Linked DNA regions of Homo sapiens: region 1 is linked to region 2. Evidence: chromatin contacts called from ENCODE Hi-C data. All regions are on one chromosome and are shown on one strand. The core of a region is the stretch at or near the end of the contact, and the rest is flanking DNA. Distances in the headings are between cores, read along the strand shown. Region 1 overlaps SLC7A5 (solute carrier family 7 member 5). Region 2 holds the start of C16orf95-DT (C16orf95 divergent transcript).

Region 1 (5,507 bases), core at 747-3,246, 530 kb after region 2:
GAGGAGAAGGAAAAGAAAGTTTTTATGCAACCTTTTTTTTAAATCTGCCCAACTATCCAATCTGTAACTGTTCAAGGAGAGATTAGTTTGTTCTGCCGCTGACGGCTGCAGCCCAAGCAAAGCACAAAGCGCCCCATTGTGTCCTCCAGGAGGGACGTGCTGCTGCTGCTGGGCTGGGACGGCAGAGCCTGTGCCCTCGCTCCCACCCTCCGCCCTGCAGGCGAAGGCCCAGCCACCCTCTCCTTAGGCAACAGCCTGCGAGTGGACTCATGGGACGGTGGGTCAGATCTGAACCCTCATGAGTACTGTCTCCCTTTCGAAAAGGCTGGGACTAACTGTAGAACCTCATGTGACACCTAAGCCTGCGTGTCCCCATGCCCCAGCCTAGGGGCAGCCATGACTCCCCCAAGACGCGGAGGAGGCAAGGGCTCCCGACCACTCAGGCCCCTGCAGAGTCGCCCCTGTCACTCAGCCAGCTGCCCCTCCCAGCCCGCATCTCAGGAAAGGCCCAACCCCTCAGAAGGGCTTTTCTGGTCTGCACCAGGGCCCCGCTTATTCCCCACTGCGACTCTCCCATTCACGTGCCTATGGCTCTCAGGTCCCCCCATGAGCTCTGGATGCGGGGCCATGTTCTCATTGGGACCCGGCATAGATGCGGCACACGGGACAGAAGATGGTTCTGCGGATGGCCAACTGGGAAGGGGTGATTACAAACTTCCCTGACGAGGAGGAAACAGGTCAGCCAAGGCCTACAGGACCCTAGGGCCAGTGCCTTTCCATAGCACAGGGCCCACCTGGGGGCCAAGGGCAGCAAGGAGGAGCCTTTTCAGCCCCAATGGAGCAGGGCACCCAGGGTGCGGGACAGGCAGGAACAGGTGCGTGGGCCAGGCCTGCTCTGCCAGATTTTCGCTGCATTCTCCAGACCCGGAAAGGGCCACTTGCCAGTCGTTGCAAAATTGAGGCCGGAGTCTCTGCCTTGAAGTATCTGGGGGCGCTGCTGCCAGGTGCCAGCGAGGGGAGGGGGCAGCTGCCCAAGGGCTTTGCGTCCACTGGGGGGTATAAAGTTGGACAACTGCTTTGGGAGAAAGGGGTCAACACAATGTATCTTCTAAAAGCAAGGCATTCATCTGGTAACAAAATAAATCTGTTGAAGCCAAACAGGAGACAGGAATTCTGCAGACACTGCACTGTATCCCAAAGCTCAGAAGGGAATTGCTGGGGGGAGCACGGTGGGAGGACGCTTTCAACAGCTAACGGAATTATAAACCTATTATGTATTCAAGTCGAACAAAAGCTCTTTGCTCTCCCTACCGAAATTTGTTTTTACAAAAATCACGTTCCCCTCCTAAATCTTTCCTGGCTATCTGATGAGCGCAGCCAAGCAAAGGCCTTCACGAGCAAAGCACCCCTTCCGTGCCCACTTCTGGGAGGCACAGGATGGATTTGTCTCCTGCCCGTAAAATGTCACTCAGGCCCAACCACCTCCCTGGGCAACTTCTGAGTGCCCGGGAGCCATGGAATGAGCTCGTCTTGCCTTGAGTAAGGTGCCGGAACCTGAGGTCCCAGGAAGGTTCAGAATTGGGACTTCCTGCCAGCCCTGTCCTGCCAGCTCTTGGGTGGCTCTGGTACCCCGGGCGACTCTGAGAATCCCTGGTCAGACACATGCATGGGGGATGGGCTCGAGCTCCTGAAGGATTGACCTGGGCAACCTTCCAGAGCCACCTGGGAATCAAGTGGGACTTCCCCTCGACGATGAGGCAGGTAACTAACACCTGCTGCAGACTTTGTACAGATTGATACATTTGATAAAGACAGTCTGGCCCCAGCCCCTGGAGCTCGCCTCGCTGTGGTGAGGTCAGTATAGCCCGGCACTGCATCCCCCTGCAGGCCCAGGTTACCTGCTTGGTGTGGAGACCCCTCCCCAGCTGCAGCCAGACTTTGTCCTAAGGCGAAGTGCCACGTACAGCCAGCAGGGGGCGCCAGGAGCAAGGCGGAGGCTCAGCTAAAGCTGCGTGCTGGGTGCTGGGTGCTGCGGGGCACTGTTCAGTTCACAGCCCACCAGTGGCACGGTGCACACAGGAGAGCCTCCCAGCCCTGAGGCAGGGCCCCACACAGGAGGAGGCAGCGTCCTTGTGTCTGCATGTTTTGGCCTGGCCGTGCATGGGGGCGGGGCAGCTCACAGCTTGCTGGGTGAGGACCTTCCTGCCTCTAGGAGCAAGGTCCTTGCCCTGTCCTCTGCAGCCCTGGGGTCCTACCTGCCTCCCCTACAGCCATGTGGGACCAGGCAGCCTCTCTGCAGCCATCGGTGACTGCGAGTCACCAGAGCGTGCATCCGCCGGGTGCCTGCACTCAGCGAAAGCTCCACAGCTCCAGGACTGGGATCATCTCTACCTGAGGCTCTGGGAGAGAAGAGAAGGAGGCCAGCTCCTAACTGCTCTGCTCCTAGGCTGGCTCCAACATGGATGGAGACAAACTCAGAAGGAACTGCAGACAGAGGCATCCCTGCTGGACTCAAGCAACAGGGCCCCCCACTTCAACTGTACCCAACCACGGGTGGGATCCAGTGCCAAGGACAGTGTGTCCCAGGGTCTGTGACCACACAAATGGGAACTGCTTATGAAACCCCAGCCCGACCTCACCGCGGAATGGCAGTGTGGAAAGGGTGGAGGCTCTGCAGGCAGACACAGAACACAGATCTATGGAGTGTGTGTTAAAGGGTCCAGAGACACCCAGCAAAATACCAACTGTGTCAGTCCACGTCAACAGAGAACACAGGTGCAAAGGGGCGGGGGCTGTTTCACACTCACTCTCTTTATTCCTTCTACCAGCCCCAAGAGAAAAAGCAGCTGGGAAAAAGGCTCAGAATCAGTGATTTCCCCAAGATCACACAGCACAAGACCAAAGTCTGGGCCAGCCAGCCTTAAAACCTGTGCGCCAGACTGCTCTCACCTGTTCCCGAATGCTAACAGTGGACACGTCTGAGTGATGGGGTTACCACGTTTGTTTTGTTTTCCATGCTTACCTCATCTTCTTTAAAAAGCAGACAGAAACACAGAGACAATCCCACACCTGCCCATGGAATGATGAATGAATCACAGCATGACCAGGAGCATGGCCCCGTCGGGGGTGGGTGAGGGGCGACAGCACGTGGGACTCTGACAGACCCAGGGTGAGATGGCTCGGGTGAGGTCTGCATGGCAGGCATAGCCCCTGCCAGGCCTGGAATGTTCCACATCGCCCCCAGGTGAGGTTACAACGCATCAGCTGGGCTCTCAAGATTCACAGACATCGCAGCGTAAAAAACAAGAAAAACTGCCAGAGCCCCTCCCAGTGGTGGCCACGCTGTCCCACGGGAGCACTCCTGTGTCCCCCTCTGGGTCGGATTTCACTTGCTGGGTGATTTTCCCAGAGGGAAATCTCCACGTTGTACAGCACTGCAGAGCTGCGGACTGGGAGGCACCCGGGGACGGGACCTCATGCCCTGTGAAGGACACACAGGCAAAGCCTCGAGGGGCCGCCGGTGGGGCCTGGGGGACGTACTCACCCTTCCCGATCTGGACGAAGCCCAGCAGGATGATCAGGGCCAGGGCCAGGAGCTTGGCGGCGGCAAAGGCATCCTGGACCCGGGTGGCGGCCTTCACGCTGTAGCAGTTCACGGCCGTGAGCAGCACTGTGGAGACAGAGGGCAGCGGTGAGTTCCACGGGCAGACAGACGCCAGCTCAGGGGTAGGCTGGGAGGTGACGACCCCACCCCCACCCCAGGGCCAGGTCCACCAGAAAAACAAGCTCCTTAAACAGCTCCAGTCCCCTGCCAGCCCTTAGGGCACGTTCTGACTTTCTGAGACCTGTTTTGATAAACTTCGCAGTCCTTTCAGGTCTAAGGGCTGGATCCCAGGTGCCCCTTAAGATCTGCAAGGGACCTTTCCTCACCCCCCACCACACCAGGCCATGGAGTCCCACCTGTAGTCAGGACTTCAAGTGGGGTCACTGCCTCCAGAGACCCAGGTGAGCAAGGTGACCCTGCCACTTGGAAGGCGCCCATTACACCTTTTTGTACCTACTCAGCACCCTGACCTGACTGTGAGACCCACGCACAGCCCGACTGCCGGACTCCATGAGGGCGGGGCCCTTTCCTCAAAGAGGATCTTCTGTGGATTCCAACAGAAGTGGGGTGTCCCGCTTTCCCGGAACTACCTGGCCAGTCACCTGGGGACGGCAGCCTGGGAGGGGCCACAGGGGCCTGTGGTGAGCAGAGCAGACCCTGCTGCCCTGCTGCTTTGGGGGCATACGATGAAACCCAAAATAGCACCGTGTGCTTCAGAAGCCTGAGTGACCCCACACAGATGGCCAGAACGCCTGCCCCAGGAGGCGCTGAGATGTGGGGTCAGGCACGCTCAGACAGGTCTCCAGACACCAGCACGTCCTCCTGGGCCCTGTAAGGCACCCAGCTCTGAGCCTCTGTGTGTGTGTGTGTGTGTGTGTGTGTGTGTGTGTGTGTGTGTGTGTGTTGGGGGTTCTGTTGCAATATATAGGCACGCTGAGCCACTGTGTGTGTGTGCGTGTGTGTGTGTGTTTTGGGGGGTTCTGTTGCAATATGTGCGCACGCTGAGCCACTATTCAGGGATCTGTGAGCTGGTGGGGAAACAGCCACCCCCACAACTTAAAATGAAGTAAAATCATATTAATCCCGAGGCACTGACTCCACGACACCCCTCACTGCCTGCTGCACTACCCTTCACTCCTCTGCTCACGAGGTTATCTGTCGCTGTCAGCAGCTTGAAATCTGCCAGTGGGAACGTCTACACCCCAGAAGTGGGCAAAGGCCCAGCACGGGCCACCCACACAGCTCAGATCTCACAGCCCTCCCGGCACCGCACCACTAAGACTGCAGGAAGGTGAGAGCATCAGAAAGGCCGTGGGCTCCTCTTCTCTCTTTCCCCTTGGGAGTAACGCTCAGAAAGGTCTGGCCAGCCAAGGCCTTGAGGACTCCAGTGGCTTTTCCCCAGCTGAACAAATCCTGTGGAATCTTACAATGTAAGCAACAGACCCCGAGGAAAGACATCCATGCTAATTAACTAATGACACCGGAAACGTCCTGAGGTGCGGGACGGGCTGCCGCCTGCCTATCTCTCAGAAATTAACCACCCCGCTACAATTCTGTGGATGCCAGAGCGGAGACGGCTACTACACACCAGGAAAGTCTGGTTGAAAAATGTCTGAAAGTCAGTGTTTTCGCTGCTATTCCTAAAATAAAATACTTGAAATTCCGGAACTTCCACTCCTCACCCAAACTGAAGAGGTGATTCTTCACCTCTTCCCAGGGCTCCCAGGGACATGGAGATGTTACCAGTCCAGAGCTCTCCAGTCCAACCCTCAGGGCTCAGCAGGGTCAGGTCAGTGGGTCTAGGCAGCTCCTTGTCCGCTGCACAGGGCAAGGGGCAGGTCCTGGCTTGCCAGTCCCATTTCCTTATGGTTGGGGGGAGCACGACCATAAAAGAAACTGAGCC
Region 2 (5,096 bases), core at 1,135-3,634:
GAGCTTGATGCTGCATTTGCAGGGAGACAGGAGGCTCTCAAGCACAGTAGATCCGTGCTCAGGAAGATGGTGTCCGGGGGCAGGGTCCCCAGCTCCTACTGCAGCTTGGAAAGAGGCAGGCTACCGTGGCTCGCCCTGAGGCCTCCAAGGTCATTTGGAGGGGGATCCCCCGGAGCTTGCAAATCAGGTGCGCTGGGATTCTCAGCTGCTTCCTGCTGTGCTACAATGAGCAAGTCTCGTGGTCCCCTCTGAAAATGGGCATGTACAAGCAGCTCTAGAGCTTATGCGCACATGAGTGCTGCCTTTATGGCCATCTGTCACACTCTGGTGTGCAAGAGCTTCCACATCCATCCCATGTGACCTTCGCAACACCCTCAGGCAGGAAGGAGAGGTGCTGCCATCACCTCCAGGGGCACACGGAGAAGCTGATGCCCAGAGCAGGTATATTAGGTGGCCTCCTGAACTCTGAGGTGTTGTGAGGGCCTGGGAGGTGTTCTGGAGGCCCAGGGATAGCTCCTGCAACCACACTTTTGTGTTTGGAGGATTCTCTCATGGGATGCAGCTTCTGGACCCACATTCCCTGCTCTCCTCACCCCACAGGGATATGTTGGGGTCAGGGCCAGTGGCTGAGGATTTGCTTTCCTTACCGAATGACGGGGGAGGCACACTTCTTTCTTGTAGGTTTGAAATGTGCTATTCCTAGAAGAGAAGAACAGAAAAGCTTAGGGTTTGTGTAAACTAGGGGGCAGGGATGCTAGAGCACAGGCCTGGACCTGTCTTCTCAGAACTGACTCTTAATAATAAAGCCCACGGGTGGTGGGGATGGGGGGATCCTCTGAGCCCAAGAAGAGTGAGAGGGTGACATCAGAAGCAGGCGTGTGCTAGCTCATGCGTGAATGTCTAGGGGCTCCTGGGGGCTGGCTGTCATGGAATCCTGCATTCCCAAGCCAACCAGCTTCAAGCTGACTCCAGCTACACTTGTGCTTGGAGCATCAGAAAAGACAGGAGCATTCCAACCTGCTGAGAACTTTCCAAGACATGTAGCTGCCAATCACATCACCTAGGATGATCTGTCAGACACCCTCAACTTACTGAAATACTGAAGAAAAAACATCGTCAAACTGTCCATTAATGAACCTCCTTCCACTATAAAAACCCGGGTGCTTTGTCTCTGGGATGACAAAGCACTTGGGGTTACACAGCCTGTGTGGCTCTTCCCTGTTCCACTCCCCAACAAACTGCTTGAATGTTGGCTGGATGAAGCGTCTCCAGTGGGTGCAAAGCCCTGCTTCCCTGACAGTAGTGGGTCAAAGTGCTTTGTATGTGGAAACCGTAAGAGCGATATAAGTGTTTTTGGGTTTCATTGTCATAATAACCATTATTATTATTGCTATTTTTGTGAGAGTAATAGGTTCACGCATCAACTCTCCCAGATAATGCTTGAAAACAGAGGATGGGGCACTGCCCTCCACAGCATCCGAGGCCCCTTCTGGTAATGACAGCACTGCTATATTCCTGGTGGGGAGGGGGGGGGCCACAGCCATCTCAGTCCTTGTAGTTCAGGTGGGCCAAACTCACCACTGCCCAGCCTGGAAAGCTGGGAAAAAAAAGAATCTCCTTTTTGTTGAGGTTGATAATCTGATAACATGTAAACCTCAGGAGGTCCTGGTGATCATCTTGCCTCCACAAGGGAAGCCAGCAAAAAGGAAGGAAGCTGAGAGATGGAGAGAAACCTTCCAGGACCATGGTCAATGTGTACCTGGATACATCCATGCCTGAAGGCCTACTTCTGACATTTTCAGTTATGTGGAACCATCAGTTGCGTTTTTGTTAAGCCAATGTAAGTGAGGTTCCTGTGGGTGGCGGTCAAGAGTTCTGCCTGTGCATAGGTCATGGAGCAATGCCGGGCCGGGAACTCACAGGCGAGGTGTCGGGTAGCCGCGGGCAGGATTCAGGACTCACTTGCCTGCCATCCTGCGCGCTGGGTGTGAGTGCCAACCTGCAGAGCCCGACGCACCCCGCGCCCGGCCCCCCGGCAGCAGCGCCTGAGGCTGCTCCAGTGGCCTCATGATGATGGTGACAACGCCGCGGGGACGGTGGGGACCGGCTCGCACGCATATGGCTTCTTATGGCTGACGCGCCCTTTCACACACACATCGTCCGCAGGCCCTGACGCCCTGGCTCCCGCCTTTCCCTCCTGCCCCAGGAGGAACCCAACCCGAGCTCAACCCCAGCCCCAACCTCAACCGCTCAGAGGAGCCCAACAACGCCCGCGCGCCCGCCCGTCCCGCTGACTAGCCCGCGCCCAGCCAATCAAAATTGGCCTTCTAGGTATGTGACCTTAGCTGGCAGCTGATTGGTCCCTCACGAGAGACGCGGGGTCAGCGGCTCAGAGCGCGGCTGTGTGGGGCTGCGGGGCTCCCGCCATGCCCGCTGGGGTAGGTCCTGCGGACCCCGGCCACTGGAGCCACTCATCATTTCCGACGGATGGGCCGGAGGGGCCGCCGGCCGCCCCAGCCAGGGTCTCGGTAGCCTGCAAGGAGAGAAAGAGGTGGGAGCAGCCCGCGCGGGGCCCTGCGTCTTGCATAGGCGCTTCTGGTAAAATCACTCCTTTATCTCAGATAATGAGTTGGCGCTGGATCGCTGCGTCCTCAGGTGGGGCTCGAATCGTGACTTTTAGAGAAATAGGTTTTCTTTCTTTTTTTTTTTTTTTAACAACATGGGGTTTAAAGGGCGCGGAATTGGAAGCAGTCGTCACCCGGAGGCCTGGGCGTGCAAGCACCGAAGCTCTGGCTGGCCCTGAGCCTCCCCACCCCACCCGCTCTTTTCGCTGGAACGCGTGTACTTTGGGCAGTTGCTGACGTGGAGACAGGACGTATGTCTTCATATTTTAGTAAAACCCAATGCCCTCTGCCTCTCTGATTATGTTCTTTAAGTTATCGCCAGTTCCAATTTGTATTTCTTGGAAACGGTTGGGTCTTCCCTCACTTTTCAGTATTTTCATGTAGACTCAAATACTCTGGATTAATATTTGTATTTGCCCAAACCATCACGAGCACCTCTTACCCTGATGGGCAATACTTCAGTGTGCTGCGTTCTGGCCACAGAGCAAACAGGGTGCTCCCAGGCACTGCCCTCTCGGATTTCTTGCCTTGTTATTTAATCATTAAGATCGTGACCTATGAGCAGGACTGTTTCCAGCCAGCACATACACATGTCCTCTCCTGGCCAGCATCCATGCTGATTAGACGGTGCCCCTGCCATACTAGCTGCCTAATATTTCAGATACCCCACCCCGTGTGTGTGTGTAAATCATGTCACTGCCCTCTTTGTAGCTAATGACAAAATTCCAAGAGTCACCATTAGCCTAGCACATTATGCCTGTCTCATTTCTGCCCACTTTGGAGCACTCGGCTTCTCTGCTGTTTTCCTCCAGAGCACACTGAAACACTGCCATAGCACAGCAGGGCATAGAAGACAGGCTCATGCTCCCCTGGACGCTCAGGCCTTCACCTCGGGCACACTAGGTCTTGTCATTCCATGTCAAGAATAGCTCTTCACTGCCCTCACCCACCCAAGAATGGCTAAAATTAAAAGGACTGACAATACCTAGTTTGTCGAGGATGTCACAGCTGGAACCCTCATACATGGCTCATGAAATTGATAAAACCACATTGGCAAACTGGTAGTATTTACAAAACCTAAACATATGAATACCTGATGACCAACTAATTCCTCAACTCACCCAAGAGAAATGAGAGCTTATGTGTACCAGAAGACATGAACAAAACTACCCACAGCAGCTTTCTTCCTGATGGCCCCAAACTGGAAATGATCCAGATGTCCATCCATAGGAAAAAAAGATTTTAAAAAGAAAGTATGGCATGTTCACAGAGAGGAAATTCTGTACAACAATGGAAATGGGCACACAACCACAACCCACAACAATGTGGATGAAGTGTACAATGAAGTCAGACCCCAGAATGTACAGACAATTCCATGTGTGTGATGTTCAAAACCAGGAAAGCAAATCCATCATGACACAGGCTGGGGATGTGAAGGAAACTCCAGCCACCCTGCCCCTGTGCTCTGAGTAACAAGGCCTAGATCCCAATCCTTGCTCTGCCTCTTATCAGAGACAGGTATCAGACAAGTTGCCTAACTTTTCTGAGCTTCAGTTTTATGTCTAAAATAATGATAACCATAGAACCAATCCCAAGGAAGTTTCAGAAGATCAAATATGAAAGAGCATGAAAGGTGCTCAAAAACCAGGGACTGTCATGGTAGCTCACATCTGTAATCCCAGCACTTTGGGAGGCCAAGGTGGGAAGATCTCTTGAGCCCAGGAGTTTGAGACCAGCCTTGGCAACGTAGTGAGACCTCATCTCTGCAAAAAATTTAAAAATTAGGCATGGTGGCACATGCCTGTGGTCCCAGCTACTTGGGAGTTTGAGGTGGGAGGATCACTTAAGCCCAGGGGGTTGAGGATGTAATGAGCCATGATTCCATCCAGCCCGGGTGACAGGGCCAGACCCTGTCTCAAGGAAAAAAAAAAAAAAAGCCAGACAGAGTCCAGCACACGTCAGTTTGTGACGTGAGTGTGCTTCAGGCTGGAAGTTTGGCCACTACCACTGCCTGTTTTAGGCTTTTGTTTCCAAAGCCCCCAAGTAGAGGGAAAGAGGAGCAGAATGAGATCTTTGTGAACCCAAGGTAATGGGTACCCAAGCCAAACCCACAGAACCTCCTTGATCCCAGGGAGAGAGTTGCAGGTTCCTCCCAGATCACACCTCCCCAGGCAGCCTATACCCAGACAGAAGCAGGGTTCCTGGGCACAGTTGTGTGGTTTCTTCACTAATCAAGGGTCCCTTGCCAAGAACACAAGTGAGGCTTGCATTTATCCTGTGCTCAGCTAACCAAGTCATGCACCCCAGCCTGGGCCTTAGCCTGCTCCAAAGCAGCGCCATATGTGAACTTACACAGGAGCACCCTGGGCTAGTGGTGGCCCTGCAGAGAGGCCTGACACCTGAGCAGCAGAAGCTACCACCAGACCAGAGGGGACCATCAACCTGGCTAGACAGGGCAGAGAAGCAGTGGGC

The links. A loop is a pair of places that touch in the nucleus more often than their neighbours do. Pooled maps may share reads with other maps.
Region 1: a loop to region 2 is called in a pooled map, with 5 times the contacts of the local background. The contact joins the enhancer-like site here to the promoter of C16orf95-DT in region 2. A Hi-C loop is called at or near these places in 2 of 37 single-sample maps with no recorded cell type and 5 of 50 pooled maps.

Annotation. Positions count from the first base shown.
Region 1 is chr16:87,848,180-87,853,686 of GRCh38, forward strand. SLC7A5 (solute carrier family 7 member 5) reads right to left here. Exons shown (of 10, transcript NM_003486.7): 2 at 3,545-3,670. Among named protein-coding and RNA genes, the nearest start is that of MIR11401, 3.0 kb to the right of the region's middle. RefSeq lists enhancers at 1,195-2,101, 1,964-2,258, 2,102-3,007, 3,914-4,819, 4,820-5,507 and 1 more. Within about 2 kb of position 1,997, at least 6 of the 41 ENCODE cell types and tissues checked have a DNase peak (open chromatin) inside an H3K27ac peak, as active enhancers do.
Region 2 is chr16:87,315,125-87,320,220 of GRCh38, forward strand. C16orf95-DT (C16orf95 divergent transcript) reads left to right here and starts at 2,385. Exons shown (of 2, transcript NR_135180.1): 1 at 2,385-2,598; 2 at 2,733-2,919. C16orf95 (chromosome 16 open reading frame 95) reads right to left here and starts at 2,268. Exons shown (of 7, transcript NM_001195124.3): 1 at 1,967-2,268; 2 at 648-699. The coding sequence starts at 2,118. RefSeq lists enhancers at 89-589, 1,846-2,295.